2 separate regions of the Homo sapiens genome follow, and region 2 is linked to region 1. A link is an interaction called in ENCODE POLR2A ChIA-PET data of the cell type or tissue named here. Cell type or tissue: MCF 10A. All regions are shown on one strand. Each heading gives the region's core, and the rest is flanking DNA. Links, peaks and the distances in the headings are about the cores only.

Evidence for each region. Peaks named below come from ENCODE experiments on the same cell type or tissue, not always from the same donor. Only the 100,000 strongest peaks of a DNase experiment are listed, where the experiment ranks them.
Region 2: POLR2A ChIA-PET joins it to region 1 with 10 read pairs; 4 of 35 experiments call an interaction of 5 or more read pairs at or near these places.

The regions. Positions count from the first base shown.
Region 1 is chr21:17,437,467-17,444,107 of GRCh38, reverse strand. LINC01549 (long intergenic non-protein coding RNA 1549) reads right to left here and starts at 5,218. Exons shown (of 4, transcript NR_037586.1): 1 at 5,111-5,218; 2 at 2,265-2,434; 3 at 1-25. RefSeq lists an enhancer at 5,006-5,589. In MCF 10A, for the core only: no CTCF peak of the experiment used is centred there; a DNase peak (open chromatin) is centred at 2,557.
Region 2 is chr21:17,489,090-17,495,730 of GRCh38, reverse strand. No RefSeq gene overlaps it. Among named protein-coding and RNA genes, the nearest start is that of CXADR, 21 kb to the left of the region's middle. In MCF 10A, for the core only: no CTCF peak of the experiment used is centred there; DNase peaks (open chromatin) are centred at 2,750 and 3,480.

The DNA of each region.
Region 1 (6,641 bases), core at 631-5,630:
CCAGCCTAGGTGACAGAATAAGACTCTGTATAAAAAAGAAGAAAAGGAAAAAAAAAAGAAAGCTAAACATGAGCTGTTAGGCATGGCTGCACATACACACACACACACACACACACACACACACACACACACACACACACATTTTCCGACTTTTTTCAGACATTTTCAGACTGCTTTCGGTCTTGAAACTAGGCCAGTATGCCGACTACATGGGATGTTACATCATTTTTCTTGCTACTTTTCTATGTATTTTGCAAGCTGAATCAGTGTTCGCAGATACTCTTGCGTTTCAGTCCGAGTAAGATAGTCTTTAAGATACCTTTTAATATGCACGTTGAAAAGATAGAATGTATGATGCTGAGATTACAGGGATTGAGAAAGGCAAAGTATGTGAATCAGGTAGGCCAGTTCTCTGGCTTTGTAATTTGACATTTTAAATGAGTAGCACATCCTTTAACCAACAAAGTTATGGGGTAGCCTAGAAAGAGAAACCACTTGAATTTTAAATAGAGGATACAGAGAAGAGGACAGAATCTTCCCTGTGAACTATCTTAGCAGCATCTGGTTCTTTTGAGGTACTTTGAATGTGTTAGAGCTTAGAAACGGATACCCCAAAATATGGCACTTTGACATGCTGAACTGAAAAAGAAGCCTCAAGGTCTCTTGGACCTCCTCCCTGTCCTGTCTCTTAATCCTCCTTGCAGGATGAAGTTGTCCCCTGAAATTCCTTATTTGCCTACATTTTGGACCTGACAATGAAGAAAACAATTACTTCTGGCCCCTTCCCTGAGTTTTTATTAACTGAACTCATGGGAAGAAAGACTGAATTCTATCAACACGCCTGGACAGACTGGTCACAAACTATTGTCTGCTCTGCTGGCCCAAAAGACTTTATCCCAGGCCACTGTAGGTTCTCCAGGCCCATCGAAATCCCCTAAAAATCATCTACACGTCTCTATCTGTCTTTCCCCTAAGAAGTATATACAACCATCTGTACCTCACTGGGATATTGGACAATCATTCTGTGATTCTCCCTCATGCTCACTAACACATCTGTAGGCCATTTTGCCTATTAATCTGCCTTTTGTCAGTTGATTTTTCAGTAAGCCTTCAGATGGCAAAGAGAAGTTTTTCCTTGATCCCTATAAATTTATAGTAGAATGTATGCTATAAAAGACCTGATAGCCCCATTGTCATGGATGACATTTCTCTCATGTGGGTGTGCCAACTCGTGCAGATGACAATTTTATAAATGTGTGTGCTCCTGTGAATTAGACTGTTATAGTAACATTAAACTGCTAAAGAACTTCACCTACTTTCTGGATTTGCAAGTAAATAATTTGGCTATTTTTTTTTTCAGTCTAAAGGCAGATAGCTGATAAGCTACATGAATTGGCCCAGTGGATTAAGTAATTTTTCATAATGCCTGATTACTAGTTTCTGAGAGTAGGATATCTAGAGAAGGAGTTTTTGGGGGAGATAGGAACAGAGGCTGATCAGTTTATTTCTTTATGCTTTGACCTCCTCTAAGAAAAATGCTGGCTGCTACAAAAGTTTCTATCTTAACATTTTTCTGCAAGTTTGTTATTACCATTTATGAACTCCCCATTTCCCACAGAGGAAGGAAAGAATAGACAGAACTGAGTGATAAACTAGACAAAGGGAATGGCTTAGTAGGACATGGCTTCTGCCTTTTGTGTTTCCAGTATTTGTCTACTGCTAAGGAAATCAGTATGTGGCACATAACTGGGGCAAAGGATTCAACACTCAGCACTTCGAGCAAGAAGTCACCATCATTAGCATTATTGTGGCAGCTACAAGGAGACGCCCAACAATTTACTGCAAATGACATAAAATAGATACACTGACTCCCAGCTGGATTTTTACTATTTTTGTCCACATTCTGAGGGCTATCAAAATACTTTTTAATTCACTTCCAGACCATCCCAACTTCTACAATGACTCTTTCTCTCTACAACCAGCTAAATTTAATTTCATTATGATTTGCCAAAGGTTAACTGAGAAAAGTAACAGCCAAGAATTAAGAAAACAGGTATAACATGAAAGAGGGAAAAAATCATTTATTTTGAAGGGTGGCCTGACCAAGCAACATGGCTCCAGAGTGGAATGAAAGAGATAAAAATAGGAAGACGATTGGGTGAAGCAGAAAAAAAAAAAACAGAAGCAGTAGAAACAGATCAATGAGAATGTGTTTCTAGAGCCTATTATGTTTCTGAAGTTGAAGTGATAAACATATTGCATACCCTTTGTTCTAGAGACCTTTCAAAGGACAGAATTCCTTTTCTCAAGCATTGAGCTCTCTCCATCTTTAGAGTCTTTTCAGTCTGTTTCACACAGTGTCAGAAGAAGGTTGCCTCAAAAGTTGGTAGAATTACTGTAATTCCCTCCATGACAGTAGTAAAGTTGGATCCTGCTGATTAGAGCAAAACACAAAAGCTCACTTCCAGAGAACTGTGATCTTCTCATAAAACAGTTGGCATCGCCTGAAAGGGAGGTATTGTTGGTAGGTAAGCCAATGTCCTAGGGCCTGGGACTCAGCCAGCATCTCATGTAACAACCATGCTGCCTATCCACTTTTGTTTGTTTTCCCAGACAAAAATGATTGCAACACATTTCAGAGCCAATGCAAAAACTCTGCCTTTGTAATATGCTGACTTGCTGTCAATAATTAGATGTTCTAAATTGCTACACTAGACAATGAGGTCCAACTTAAAAAAAAATACAAAAACCCAGTTAAAAGCTCAATTGGCCAAGAGGTTATTTCTGCAAAATGATCACCAGTGGTTTTTTTCTTTTCTTTTATTTTTTGTGGGGGGCGGGTGTGGAGTAGATGAAATGTGTCCAGAGAAGAAAAAAAAATCATACTTCTGTAAATATTTTCTTAACTTCCTTTTGCCAGGCAGCTCTGGTTTAGTGAGACATACACTAGGTTAAATTTCAAAACACTTGGATACTAACTGTGCTACTTTGGAGCAAGCCATTTAATCTCCCTGAGGCCCAGATCATTCATCTATAAAGTGAGAATAGTAATACTTCGACTGACCACGTCACAGTATGATTAAATATCCAATGATATATTGTACATGAAAGCATTTATCAACTGCAAGTCATGATACTAATGTGAGGACTGTAGAGTTGCCTTTATTTTCCTCAGAGCAGATTTAATTCTGGGGTGCTGGAGAGAAGTAGGAGAGGTTCAGCTCCAGCTCTATCTCATTTCCCCACGTCTGAGAGGCTGGAAGAGAAAGGAGTGGATCTTGAGTTGGCAACTCCCATTTCTCCATCAGCAGAAAGAGAAAACTGGTTTTCAGGTTTCCTCCTACCCCATGAAGTAAGAGTCCCTTCCTCTAAATATTAAAGAAATTTATTAACTATCTAGATTTTCCTTGACTTTTGCTTCTTTATCTAGGCTATGTTGTTCAATATGACAGCCACTAGTGATTTGTGGTTACTGAACTCAAGAAATATGGTTAATCAAAATTGAGATGTGCTGTTAGTGAAGAATACATGCCAGGTTTTGAAGATAATAGTCCAAAAATACCTGAAAGAATGTAAAATATCTCACTAATGTTTTTTATGTTGATTTCACATTGTAAAGATAATATTTTAGATATATTAGATTGTACAAGATATGTTGTTAAAAATAAATTTTATGTTTCTTTTGACTTTTTCAATTGTAGCTACTATAGTTTAAAATTTTATATTTTATATCACTTTATATGTCTTTTTTTTTTTCCAAGATGGAGTCTTGCTCTATTGCCCAGGCTGGAGTGCAGTGGTGTGATCTCGGCTCACTGCAACCTCTGTCTCCCAGGATCAAGCGATTCTCCTGCCTTAGCCTCCCGAGTAGCTGGGATTACAAGTGTGTTCCACCACTCCTGGCTAATTTTTTGCATTTTTAGTAGAGATGGGGTTTCACCATGTTGGCCAAGCTGGTCTCAAACTCCTGACCTCAGGTGATCCACCCACCTTGGCCTCCCAAACTGCTGGGATTACAGGCATGAGCCACCGCACCCAGCCTCACTTTATATTTCTATTGGATTTGGACAATCAGAGAGGAAGGAAAAACCCGAGTCCCCAGTAGCCTTATTTCATGCCTCTTTCTTTCCATTTTTCAGTCTCTCTCCACCCTCATGCGTTCCAGGTATTGGGAAGTCAATTCTTTTGAGACAAACATCAAGAAACCAAAGAAAGATCAATAGGAAGATCATTTCATCACATTTATAGCACATGGCACCAAATAGACAGTCAGCATCCATTCAGTCAATCAATCATGCATTTAATTAAAATGAAGAATACAGAAATTTGGCAATCTCATGTCCTGAAAAAACAGATACACTAGGAATGAGTAATTTCTCTTTTCACTCTTACAAGTTCTGAAAAGGAGGAGATACTATGATTAGGCTATGAACTATACTGTGTATAGTCACTTATTAAAATCTTATTTTATATAATGGCTATCTGTAGGCATTTAAAAAAAACTCCCTTCTAAAGGTCTAGATATCTTGAGGTCAATAAATGTGCTCTGTATCCAATAAGTACTGAGCAAATGTTGTTGAATATAATGAATAAAATAAATGATATAATCAGTCTATCACTTTATCTTTCTAACCAAAATTAAAATTTGAAGCTAAAATGTTGTATGGTTGATTCGATGATGATATAGGCATTAAAACATGAGTTGTGCCTTAAGGTATGCTTTGCTTTTATCTGATAAAACAATCTTATTTAAATTTTTTTTTTTTAAATAATAGAGACTGGGTCTCAATATGTTGCCCAGGCTGGTTTTGAATTCCTGGGCTCAAGCAATCCTTCTGCCTCAGATTCCAAAAGTGCTGGATTACAGGTGTGAGCCACCACACCCAGCCAAAAAAATCTTATTTTTAAGTCACTTCAAAAAGTAACCCATTTGAGAGTGAATAAATTCTTCCCAGATTAAATCCTGGCTGATGAAGAACACTTATTCCTAAAATAAAATCCCCATCCATTTTTGTCATCTCAGCAACCATCTAAAAATTGTCCCAGGAACAAACTGATTCACCCTATATGAAATAACAGAATAACAGAGAAGAACGATAATCCCATTAACCTGGTAGATCCGGAATGAAATGCAGCTGGAGGATGGAGCAGATTGGAGGTGGGAACAGGGAACACTCAGCAGGCTCCCAGCCCCGAACACCCCTGGAGTCTCAACAGCCTCAATCCATCTGGAAGGGAGGGCTTGGGGGAAGGGCTGAGCATGGCTGCAGGGATCAAAGCTAAGCAGGGGAAAACAGCTAGAGCACTGTCTGCTCTTTGAGCAAAGATAATAGAGTCCTCTCTGTGGTGAAGAGAATGAACACACAGGAAGATTTAAAAACACAACAAACCCGGAGCCGATCAGATTCCTTTATTCCATACCTCAAACTCATCAGGCTTGTCCTCAATTCAGAGTCTCTCTATATTGAATTACAGGGTTAGAAAAATAAAGGGCATCCCATTGAGTGCTTTTCAAACAGTGGGTTGCCACTCTTTAGTGTGAGAGAATCAATTCAGTGGGTGGAGGTTTGCATTTAGAAACTGAAATAAATTAGAATGGAAAATAGAAGGAATTGCATGGAAAAGGGATAAATATTGTTTCATGAATTTTTTGGTGTGTGTGTGTTTGGTACAGGTAAAATACATCTTACTGTAGGCATTAGCCAAACTGTGAAACTGAAAATTAGTCAACTCTATCTCCCTCCCGTATTATTATGGGTTATTAAAATCAGTTCTTCAGGCCTTCAGGAATAGGCTTTTTAGAACCTCCACAGCTAATTCTCTGTTGAGGTATTCCTCCTGCATTCTAGAAATATAGACAATGTCACAGACTCAGTGCAAACCATCCTGAAAAATAGCTCCAGGATCAGGCATTGCATTATGAGGAAGCTAATACTGTTTGTCAGAATCTGAGGGCAGCCTCCCTTTAAAGACCCTAATTAAGGAGAGGGAATGAAGAAAAAATGGTAATAGCATGCCTCAAATGTGAGGCTGCCTCTTGGCCACTATTCATTAGAAAGCCCACAAACTGTGGGCTCTATTTAAGGAACGTCTGGGATGGTTTTGGGCGGGGAAGCAAAACAGACCCAGTCAAATACTTCCCCTTTTATTCTCAACTCTGTTGTCAGCTTACTTTTCTCACCTTGATTTATTTCTTGAAATTTTAGTCAAATTCATTGACAATTTGCCTTATGATTCACAAAGTAGATGAGAGTGAATAGAGAAGCGACCTGACAGAGAAGAGAGCAGGACTATTTAAAAGATTCTGGCAAGAGGTGAGAACATTCCTCGATCCACTATAGAAAACCACCAGTGATCAAACAAACACAGTGAATTCCATTTCTAGGTCTCAAGGAATTAAGCATAACATTCAAAGTTGACTAGATAAAGGAAAGATTTATTATTACTATTATTTTGAGATGGAGTTTCACCCTTGTCATCTAGGGTGGAGTGCAGTGGCCGGATCTCGGCTCACTGCAATCTTCGCCTCCCGGGTTCAAGCGATTCTTCTGCCTCAGCCTCCTGGGTAGCTGGGATTCCAGCTACCCGCCACCACGCCGGGCTAATTTTTGTTTTTGTAGTTGAGAAGGGGTTTCGCCATG
Region 2 (6,641 bases), core at 528-5,527, 52 kb before region 1:
TGAGTGCCAAATAAAGGGAGAAAGAAGGAAAGCTCTCAAACCAAAACAAAAAACAAATAAACCAAATCAGACTGTAATCTTCAACAAAACAGAATTAGTGAAATATTTAGCCTCCATGATATCGCAGGTCAGCTCCTTTTTCATTCATTTTATTTTTTCCCCAAGGCCTCAAAGAGCTCCAGAAATTTTTTTTAAGAAGGTATGCTGGGCACAAAAACCTAAAATGTTAGGAAGAGTAATGTATTTTCTTTATAAGCTACCTCTAGTTTGGTGTACAGTATAGTGAGTTTAAATACAAAGTAGGGTCTGATTTACCATTAAAGAAGGGATCAGTGAAATACAGGTAGATTTCCAAAGATGGATATAAAACTGGTCTGACTCAGCAGACATTGTGAATTTAGTATTGATTGAAGTACAGATGAACCAGTTGATAGCCAGAATGGATAATCTGTAAGAGAACCAATAGGATAGTCATTTAACTTGGGCTGAGAACTTTTCCCCAGAAGCTGACCCTAAGGTACAGATTTGGGTGCAGAGTAGAAGGTGATCTCAAGCACGAGTAGGGAAATAGGGAAGTAAAACAACCATGGAAAAAAGCCAAGAGAGGGTATGTTGGTGGCAGGTTGACCTTGTGGATATTGGGTCAATCCTAATGGGAGATCCTGAAAGATTATATAGAGTAGGTCTTGGAGTTGTCCCATCGGAGGGGTGAGGAGCTGGGGTGTTTATTCACCAACTTTCATCTGTCAATGGTTGAAGGCTTTTCCTGGAGGTATGAACTCCCAAATTTTCACCATCTGTCTCTTAGGGGTCTAGCACACTCCTGCAGCTAAAGAAAGTCCTCAGGCAGTCAGTCATTGGTGCTTGCCCGTAGGAAAAATGGGAACAGTGAATGCAGAATGGTTATGGACCAGGCACTGCTACATGGCATCTGCTATATGGTTAAATTTTTTTGGTGGCTATCAATCACTTGGAGAATTTGATTAAAGCTAAAGATCCTTAGGCAGTCATTGATTGGGAAAAAATGATAAAGAATCTTCTCACTAAGAAAAATAAGTGCATATATGTTGTTGTTGCTATTGTTGTTGTCTTGTTTTGTTCTCTTGAGACAGAGTCTCACTCTGTTCCCCGGGCTGGAGTGCAGTGGCATGATTTTGGCTCACTGCAGCCTTGACCTCCCGGTCTCAGGCGATCCTCCCACTTCAGCCTCCTGAGTAGCCGGGACTATAGGCATGTGCCTCCACACCCAACTAATTTTTGTATTTTTTGTAGAAATTAGGTTTTGCCCTGTTTCCTAGGCTGGTCTCAAACTCCTGGGCCCAAGTGATCTGCCCACCTCAGCCCCACAAAGTGCTAGGATTACAGCCATGAGCCACTGCACCCAGCCTATAAATGCATATGTGTACATGACTTTGTATTCAATTTACTGGGATTTCCACCTGAAGTGGCAAAGAGTCTGTGTCTTTGAGGATTTATGCTGATCTATGGAAAAATTGTACTTTGTCTTAGCATATTAGAAGTTGATATGGTTTGGATGTCTGTCTCCTCCAAATCTCATGTTCATGTTGAGATGTAATCGCCCGTGTTGAAGGTGGGGCCTAGTGGGAGGTGATTGGATCGTTGGGGAAGATCCCTCATGAATGGATTAATGCCCTTCCCTTGGTAATAAGTGAGTTCTCACTCAGTTCAAGCGAGAGCTGGTTGTTTAAAGGAGCCTGGTTCCTCCTCTCTCTCTTTCTCCCTCTCTCACCATGTGATGTGCCACCTCTGCCTTCACCTTTGGCCATAACTGTAAGCTTCCTGGGACCCTCACCTGAAATAGATGCTGGCATCATGCTTCCTGAATAGCCTGCAGAGCCATAAGCCAGAATAAACCAGCTTTCTTTATAAATTACCCAGCCTCAGGTATTTCTTTATAGCAATGCAAAAACAGGCTAATACAGAAGGTGAGTACAGGGTGTTTGGGGCCAGCCAGGAATTATCAACCCTGGACAGAAGGTATCATGAGATCCAAATGATAGACTCCATGTTTACATTGAAACACTGTTTTTGATGGAAGAATGGATGACGTTTTTAGCAGGCCTCAGAGGTGTGAAGGAGAGAGACCCAGGTGTTCACGTGGCAGGTGGTAGAAAACTAAAATATCACTGGAAAAGTTTTATGCCGGAGAAAGCCCTAGAGACTGAAGAATAGTATCTTTCATCATTGTGTAAATTGTGAACCCTGCTCTGATACTGGTAAGGCCATCTAAAATTTCTGTGGGAATAGCACAACTTCTATGTTATTTTAGTTTATTTCTTTTTTGAGTAGGTGATGCAATTATGTGGCTCCAACTTCAGTAGAGGATTTAAAAGTAAACAATTGTAGCCGAGCACAGTGGCTGACGTCTGTAATCCCAGCACTTTGGGAGGCCAAGGCAGGTGGATCACTTGAGGTCAGGAGTTCCAGACCAGTCAGGGAAACATGGCAAAACCCTGTCTCTACTTTAAAAAAAAAAAAAAAAGGAAAAAATCTTTTCTTATGCCTGACTGTCAGTCACCTAGACTTTCTCTAGAAGCAATAACAGTTATCAGTTTGTAGCATAGTAGTATGGATGGCCATGGGAGGAAGATTCCCAGTACCTAGTAAAATGAACCATTATTGGGAAACAATACCTGCAAGTGCTATGATGTCATCATGACCTTGGAACAAAGGCAGCATCATAAAACCAGTAAATACAGTCCACTGTACCTGCCCAGGTAAAGCAGGAGGCTTTTTGGTTTACTGGTAAGATTTCTGGGCTGGCGTACGCCTTGCCTGTTGCAGCATGCAGATGTTCTCTGTGTGGTGGCTTGGGAATCACTGGACATTGTTTGTGGCTTGGCTGTATCTTAACACCTAATGACCCACTGGTGGGGATTATGGTACTAGGTCCCTGGGTTCTGGTATACCCTCATGGGCTAGACAGGCAGGAGTCTGGTTCAACTGCATAGATAAAACCTTTTTTAAATCAGGTGCTGGTTAAGGGAGATATCATAAAACAACCTTTGAAGATACAAGAATTCTGTGTTTTTGTTTCTCAAGAGGACCTGCTAATCCTGTCAGAGACCAATTAGTGGTTAGTAAGTGAAGGAGAATTTCTCACTCTCTTGAAGGAGAATTCCTCACTCCCTTAAAGGAAAATAAGTGGTGGCAAAGTGTTTGGCCTACGTTGTTCCCATGTGGTGCCTGCGTCACCAGAGGTGAGCAGTGGGAGATCGGAGCTATGGCTTATGTACTAGAAGTTCTAATTTGAGGGTTCGAGGCATCTAGGTATTTCAGAAAATTAAGCTAGAAAATACTTGAATTTTTTTCTATTTCTTGACTGATTAAATTACAGTAAAAAACAAAAACAAAACAAAACAAAAAAAAACACCCACACAAGAATCAGGAGGAATAACTATCCATGATTCAGCTTCTTGTAACGGTCCGTGATTCAGCTTCTTGATAATCTGCCAGTGCTTGTGGTTCCTGGTAAGTCTGTTTTAACCACAGCCTGACTTCCCCTAAGTACCACCACCAAGTCCCTAAGGCCGACCTGATGGCCGAGGAGTTTTAGCCTTTGGTTAGGAACATGAGCGTGTGTGCTTGTGTGTGTGTACCAAGTTTGATAGTTCTGAGTTATTTAGAAAGAAATGTACACACCGGAATAGAAAGAGAGATTATCAACAAATGTTAGTTCTGGTCTTTCTAGAAACTGATGTCAAGACAGGATTTGAAGTGTGAGAAATTTCTTGGAGAAAACACTTGTGAAGGAAAATTGAGCAGAAAAAAGGAGGGTTGAGAGAGCTTCAGATGCAATGCTGATCTCATCCCTGGGATGGAGAGAGGGCAGGAAGGAAGAATGAGTAGGATGTCTTAGACTGCAGTGCAGTTCTAAGAAAGTTTTGTCCAGGTTGATGCGGAATCCTCAAGCCAGAATCACCAGGTGAAAAATGGGTCTGCCTTTGTTTCCCTGCCACACTTGGTCCCTGGCCAGGAGCAGCCCATTGGAAGCTTAACCTCAGTACCCACGCATAGGGGATACACAGCACAACACATGGGGTTGTCCCACGGGATCTGCGCAAACAGGGCTGCTTTTACAATTTTGCATATCTGCAATAAATTTTTGTAGGAGTTTGGAGTATTTTAGGATGGTAGAGGCGGTGAAATGAAATTGCAGTAACAATAGCCATAATAATCTGCATTTATACATGCACCAAGCCTTTCCTAAGAACTACACATGTATGAAATCATGTAATGCTTACAGTAGCATTGGGAATTGATCCTTTACGCAGGGTTTTCTCAATTTCAAATGACAGAAATTCAGCTAAAATTAACTTAAGTAAAAATAAAATGTATAGAAATTATCTGCTCATGTAATAACCAGAATGTCTCAGAGCTGGGATTAGAGGGAGGCCAAGTAAGGTAAACTCATGTAAGTGCAGACTAAGATCCTGTTTTCATTTAAAAATTAGCCAGGCATGGTGGCTCATGCCTGTAATCCCAGCACTTTGGGAGGCTGAGGTGGACGGATCACAAGGTCAGGAGTTCGAGACCATCCTGGCCAACATAGTGAAACCCCATCAGTACTAAAAATATAAAAAATTAGCCCGACGTGGTGGTGGGCACCTGTAATCTCAGCTACTCAGGAGTCTGAGGCAGGAGAATTGCTTGAACCCAGGAGGTGGAGGTTGCAGTGAGCCAATATCGCACATGACACTCCAGCCTAGGCCACAATGCGAGACTCCATCTCAAAAAAAAAAAAAAAAAATTAGTATTTGACCCAGCAATCCCATTACTGGGTATATACCCAAAGGAATACAAATCATTCAATTATAAAGATACATGCATGCATATATTCATTGCAGCACTATTCACAATAGCAAAGACTTGGAACCAACCCAAATGTCCATCAATGATAGATTGGATAAAGAAAATGTGGTACATATGCATCATGGAATACTATGCAGCCATAAAAAGGAACGAGATCATGTCCTTTGCAGGGATGTGGGTGAAGCTGGAAGCCTCCTCCTCAGCAAATTAACACAGGAACAGAAAACCAAACACTGCATGTTCTCACTTGTGAGTGGGAGCTGAACAATGAGAACACATGGATACAGGGAGGGGAACTACACACACTGGGGCGTGTCAAGGGAGGGTGAGTTTTGGGGGAGAACATTAGGGAAAAGAGCTAATGCATCCTGGGCTTAATACCTAGGTGGTGGGTTGTTAGGTGCAGCAAACCACCGTGGAACACATTTACCTATGTAACAAACCTGCACATGTACCCCGGAACTTAATAATAATAATATATATTTTTTAATTAGTACTTTTGGGCCAGGCGTGGTGGTTCATGCCTGTAATCTCAGCACTTTGGGAGGCCGAGGCAGTCAGATCACCTGAGCTCAGGAGTTCGAGACCAGCCTGGTCAACAGGGCAAAACCCCATCTCTACTAAAAATACAAAAAAATTAGCCAGGCATGGTGGTGCATGCCTGTAATCCAGCTACTCTGGATTCTGAGGCAGGAGAATTACTGGAACCCAGGAGGCAGAGGTTACAGTGAGCCGAGATTGCGCCACTGCACTCCAGCCTGGGTGACAGAGAGGCAAGACTCTGTCTAAAAAAAAATAAATAAATGAAATAAATAAACAAATAATGGTGTTTTTTTCCTTGTGGATTTTTTGGGCATTAATTTTGATTCTTAAAAGTATTATTGGAAATATTTTCTATGTTCATGTTCTGACAAATAGGAGGGAATAATATATTTTATTGAAATAAAGAATTAAAATATTTTTATTATAAAAAAGAAAATACTGTATTTTCTTTTATTACTGAGGTTTCTTTGCATCCCTTTAAAATTTGCCCCTCAAATTAATGCCTCGCTTACTTCACCCTAGTCCTGGCCCTGCTTCAGGCCTAGCTGAATCCAGAAGTTCAAATGATCACATCATGACTCAGTTCCTTTGGCTCTGCTTGTATTTGGTTTGGCTCTATGTTAGGCAGGTGCTTTCTACATGTGGCTTTTAATACTCACAGTCTTAGATGTAGAGAGGCTGTTTCTCTTCTAAGTGCACCGCTTACTGATCTTTGAAAAAATATTCTGCTTGAATCCATCTGAAACATATGATACTCTGGAAGAATTTTTGAACGATAGGGTACCCTCCAATCCAGGAAGATGTGGAGTTTCTGGATTAATCTTCTTTCCTTTCTTTTTGGAAACTCAATTTTTTTTTAAAAAATCATGTTTATAGTTTTTAAAATTCTCATTAGAAGGTAGAAATAGTTTTATCAATGACTAAGTTTTCATATTGACTAGGCAAAAAATACAAAATGTCCTTCATTGAGGCAGCTTTTTATGAAATGTTAATATTTTTCTCTTTGTGAAATAATACATCAAGAACATCTGTTAAATGGGAAAAAAGTAAGTTACAAAACTTTATCATATAACACAATTTCTGTGAAATATGTTTGTGTGTGTGTATGTTAAAATGCATATGATTTTTTCTGAAAGATAGAAAAAAACTGATAACAGTGATTGCTTCTGAGGAAGAGAGTTGTTGGCTGGGAGATGAGGAAACAAAAATTAAATTTTCACTATATATCCTTTTCTATCTTTTGAATTTGTATATGCATGCATTGC